Regions from separate parts of the Homo sapiens genome. Here region 1 is linked to region 2. Evidence: read pairs that join two places in POLR2A ChIA-PET (ENCODE). Cell type or tissue: PC-3. All regions are shown on one strand. Region 1 has its middle 1.6 kb from the start of IFITM5. Region 2 holds the start of CEND1 (cell cycle exit and neuronal differentiation 1).

The links. ChIA-PET counts read pairs that join two places held together with the same protein. Peaks named below come from ENCODE experiments on the same cell type or tissue, not always from the same donor. Only the 100,000 strongest peaks of a DNase experiment are listed, where the experiment ranks them.
Region 1: POLR2A ChIA-PET joins it to region 2 with 11 read pairs; 2 of 35 experiments call an interaction of 5 or more read pairs at or near these places.

What each region holds. Positions count from the first base shown.
Region 1 is chr11:299,883-302,382 of GRCh38, forward strand. No RefSeq gene overlaps it. Among named protein-coding and RNA genes, the nearest start is that of IFITM5, 1.6 kb to the left of the region's middle. In PC-3, no CTCF peak of the experiment used is centred here; no DNase peak of the experiment used is centred here.
Region 2 is chr11:790,003-792,502 of GRCh38, forward strand. It overlaps CEND1 (cell cycle exit and neuronal differentiation 1), which reads right to left and starts at 88. Exons shown (of 2, transcript NM_016564.4): 1 at 28-88. It overlaps SLC25A22 (solute carrier family 25 member 22), which reads right to left. Exons shown (of 10, transcript NM_001191061.2): 8 at 2,302-2,456; 9 at 2,140-2,215; 10 at 473-2,066. The coding sequence ends at 1,913. RefSeq lists a silencer at 1-228. In PC-3, no CTCF peak of the experiment used is centred here; no DNase peak of the experiment used is centred here.

The DNA of each region.
Region 1 (2,500 bases), 490 kb before region 2:
TGGGCCTCATAATTCAGGGATGTACAGGAGCCCCCTCCTCAGAACCAGAGCTGCTGAAACTGCAGCCCCTTCATTCCCAGAACTCAACTCTGCCCCTAACACTCTCAGAGCACCAGCGCCAGGCCCTAGGAGCGCAGGCATCCCTGCAAGGGGGACAGGGAGGGCGGCTGTCGGAGGAGGGCGCGAGAGAGAAGGAGAGAACCACATGGGGGGAAAGCCAGGGGGTGCAGCCTGTTAGGAGCCGGCAGGGGAACCCCCAGGGACCAGCAACAGCTGTTAACACTGGTGTCGGGATGCAGGGAGCCTGTGGGCTCCTGTGGTGGACACTCCCCTCAGCCTCCTCGGCTGCCCTCCCTGATCCCAGAATGTCTGTGGTGAGTGGTCCTGTTTAGGGCTCAAGGTCCGCCCCAGTCTTGTCTCTGGCTGTAGATGCCTGTGTGTGCTGACGACTCACATTTATGTCTTCAGCCCAGACTTCCCCCCAAAGACATTGGCTTGGTCCCCAGCTCTGGACACACACACGCAACTCCTGCTCTGTGGACCTCCACCCACGTGCCAACAATAGACCCTGGATCCTCCCTCCCAACCTCCTCTGCCAAGCCTTCCCCGGAGCAGTGGTGGCAACTGCACCGGGCCAGAAGGCTCAGCTTCCCCGTCTCCCAGTCGGCCACACTCCTGAGTGCCCAGGACCAAGCTGCCCTCCCTCCTCCAGGACGCACACTCGCCACCTGCAGGGGATGGTTGGGTGGGGGGTTCCTTGCTGCTGTGCTTGAGCCTGTGAACCCCAAATATCTGAGACAGGTCTCGGTTAATTTAGATTATTTTGCCAAGATTGAGGATGTGCCTGTGACAGCCTCTGGAGCTCCTGAGGATCTGTACCCAAGGTGGTCGGAGCACAGTTTGGTTTTATACATTCTAGGGACACAGGAGACATCAGTCAACATATGTAAGATGAACATTGGTTCAGTCTGGAAAGGCAGGACAATGCAAAGCAAGGCAGGGAAGACTCGAAGTGGGGAGGCGCTTCCCGGTCGCAGGTAGATAAGAGACAAAGGTTGCATTCTTTTGAGTTTCTGACTTGCTTCTCCAAAGGAGGCAACCAGATATATGCATTCACCTCAGTGAGCAGAGGGGTGACTTTTTTTCTTTTGTTTTTGTTTTTTTTTTTTTTTTTGTGAGACAGAGTCTCACTCTGTCGCCCAGGCTGGAGTGCAGTGGCGTGATTTTGGCTCACGGCAACCTCCGCCTCCCGGGTTCAAGCGATTCTCCTGCCTCAGCCTCCCGAGCCGCTGGCACTACGGGCTCCCGCCACCACGCCCGGCTAGTTTTTGTATTTGCAGTCGAGACGGGGTTTCACCATGTTGGTCAGGATGAAAAAAGCTAACTCTGTAAAGTATTTAAAGAGGTTTGTCCTACGCCGAATATGACTGACCACGGCTCATGATACAGCCTCCAGAGTTCCAGCAAACGTGCCAAAGGTGGCTGGGCTACAGCTTGGTTTTATACATTGTAGGGAGACAGAAGTTGCAGGCAAAGACATAGATCAATACAAGTGTCAACGAAAAGAGTCCAACTCTGCGAAATATTTGAAGAGATTTATTCTGAGCCAAATATGAGTGACCATGGCCTGTGGTGCGGCCCTCAGGAGGTCCTGAGAACATATACCCAAGGGGCTCAGGGCACAGCTTGGTTTTATACATTTTAGGGAGACATGAGGTATCAATCAAATACATTTAAGAAATACATTGGTTTGGTCCAGAAAGGCGGGACAACACAAAGCTGGGGGTGGGGGGGGTGGGGGGAGGGGCAGCGGTGTTCCAGGCTATAGGTGAGTTTAAACATTTTCTTGTTGACAATTGGTTGAGCTTGTCTAAAGACTTGGGATTGGTAGAAAAGGAGTGTTCAGGTTAAGATCAAGATTGTGGCCGGGTGCGGTGGCTCATGCCTGTAATCCCAGCACTTTGGGAGGCCAAGGCGGGCAGATCACAAGGTCAGGAGTTCGAGACCAGCGTGACCAACATGGAGAAGCCCCGTCTGTACTAAAAATACAAAATTAGCCAGGCGTGGTGGCGCATGCCTGTAATCCCAGCTACTCAGGAGGCTGAGGCATGAGAATCACTTGAACCCAGGAGGCGGAGGTTGCGGTGAACCGAGATCGCGCCATTGCACTCCAGCCTGGGCAACAAGAGCAAAACTCCATCTCAAAAAAAAAAAAAAAAAAAAAAAAAAGGGCCAGGCGAGGTGGCTCACGCCTGTAGTCTCAGCACTTTGGGAGGCCGAGGCGGGTGAATCATGAGGTCAGGAGTTCGTGACCACCCTGACCAACATGGTGAAACCCCATCTCTACTAAAAATACAAAAATTAGCCAGGCGTGGTGGTGGGTGCCTGAAATTCCAGCTACTCAGGAGGCTGAGGCAGGAGAATCGCTTGAACCCGGGAGGCGGAGGTTGCAGTGAGCCAAGATCAGATCGTGCCATTGCACTCCAGCCTGGGTGACAAA
Region 2 (2,500 bases):
CCGCCCGCCGGGAGCCCCCCGCCTTACGCGTCCTCCGGCCTCCCCGGGGCTGCGCGCTCCTCCGCGGGATGACGGCGGCTGCGAACGCGGAGGAGAGCTCGGGAGTTTCCCACAATGCACTGCTCCCGGCGCAGGAGGGCGGGGAGGGGGAGGGGCGACCGGGCCCCGCCCCGCCGGGAACCGTGGGATCCGCAAACCCAGCTCCGCCTTAGATCCAGGGGTAGAAACTTAGGGTCCGAGAGAGCAACTGCGGGGTCCAAGTCCCATCTGGGACTGCCAGAGGCAGGAGGCGGGTCCCGCTCAGCATCCCCTCTAGGCCAGGGTGCCCCTTGGTCGGTGGGTGACGGGTCGGTGGGTGAGGGGTCGGTGGGTGGGTGCGCAGGCCTAGCCCTGCAGTCTGAAGGGAGCCAGTTATGGGAAGAGGGGACTGCCCTCCCCCGCCCCCAAACAGACCCCCAGACAGACAGCAGCATCTACTTAGAATATTTATTTATTCTCTGACATGACAAGACACAAAAAGTTACAACTTCTTAAAACTCTTCAAAAGAAAAAAATATAATTCTGTAAGCAGCAGCAGCAGCTTCCAAGGTTCTGATGTGACGGGAGGGGCAGCTCCCAGGAGCAACCGTGAACTGGGGGGGTCCAGGCCTGAGCCCCAGGTAGTGTCGCTGGGAAGGGGCCTCTGTGGAGGGCCCCGGTTTTGGGGACACAGCACCAGCACATCAGGGTCTGTCACCAACACGATCACATGGCCAGGGCGGGGCAGGGAGAGCTTCGGCTCACAGCAGGGATCGCCCGGTGGCAGGGGGGATGGGGCTTCTGAAGTGTGGTCAGGGGCCTTATGCCCGGAGGCGGGAAGGATGGGGCTTCTGCAGTGTACCCAGGGGCCTTATGCAGAGGCTGAAAAAGGAGGGTGGGCCCTGAGAGGACTTGGGGGTGTGGCAGCTCCTGGCCCTCCCTCCAGAGCAGGGCAGGCACCCTCAGGCTCCACACTGGTCCCAATGCCCGCCCTGCTCCCTGGCCAATCCCAGGCCAGGGTGGAGGACTCAGGAGAGACCAAGCTGGGTAAGTTAGTTCCTGGACGGGGTCAACAGAGCCTGGGGCACACACAGCACACAGAGCGCCTGGCCACGGCGGGAAGGGGGGCAGTCCCCAGCAGCCCCATCCCCAAGGGCCAGGCCAGATCCCCACAACACACACACGCATGCACACACACATACACACACACATGCACACAGACCTCACAATCTGGGCCCCAGCCTGGGGTGGGAGCTGAGGAGCCCACCAGAAAGTCCCACAGTGGGTGGCGGGCTTGCCCCAAGAGTCAGACCTCAGGGCAACCCCTCACTTGGGATTCCTGGCTCAACAGAGAGGGCAGGAGACCCCAGTCCTCTTGCAAGGCTGGCCAGGGAGGCAGAGTCAAGTCCTGCCAAGGCGACAAGAGCGGCTGGGGAAGGACGGAAGGGCTGGAGAGCCGCTTGGGTCCAGCAGATTCAATAAATAGGTTTGTGTGGGGTGCCTGTGTGGGCCAGGATGGCTGTGGAGACTGGAGCTGGTGGACTGGGGGTATGGTCCAGCCTGCCCGGCCCAGGCCCGGGGGCCCCCAGCCCAGAGACCAGCTCTGTCCCTGGGGGTGTTCAGGCCAGGGCAGGATTGGGGCAGGGGCTAGCTTGAGGAATGTAAAGATTTCTGCATTTTCTACATAAATGAGACATTGATCCCAACGGTGCAGGCAGCACCCCGGGGGGCTTGCGTGTGCACCACCTATGTGGACCCTGCACCCTGCCCCCTGCTGCCCCTGCCGACGGGAGGGCTGGGGAGGGGTCTTCCCTTGCTCCGTCCTGGGCTAGCTGCCTGGCTCCAGCCCCACACCGGCCCTGCCCAGCTGGCTGGGGTGGAGCGGGTGCTGGGCTCAGGCCTGGGGGTCCTGCAGCAGCCCCAGCAGGGACTCCGCGATGCCCAGGAAGTAGACCACCTGTGCGATGCCGAAAAGGGGCGCGATGACCAGCGCGCGGCAGTAGGCGCCCTTCAGGAAGGCCGAGGGGCCCTCGTGCCGCAGGATCTTCCTGTGGAGGAAGGACGAAAGGGTCAGCCCGGTACGCAGGCCCCCAGGCCCCACCCGCCGTGGGACCTCCCCACCTGGCACAGTCCAGGATCCCAGAGTAGGTGTCCTCGTTGACGCCTCGCTGAAGTGACTGGAGCCGCGTCTTCACCACTGCAAGGGGCGCTCGGGTCAGTGTGAGCCTGGCCAAGGGCTCAGTCCCGCCCCATCCCCAGCCGGGCGCCATCCCATGCACTGACCATCACAGGGGTTGACGGCCACAGCGGCGGCACTCCCAGCCACACAGCCGGCCAGGAAGGACACGTAGAAAGGCGACTTCTCCTCGGACGCCGGGCGGCCCAGCTGGTTCAGGTTGGCAAAGAGCGGGAAGTACACCACAGAGAAGGGGACATCCCTGTGGGGAGGGAGGTGGCCGTGGGGACAGGAGGTGGTGGGGTG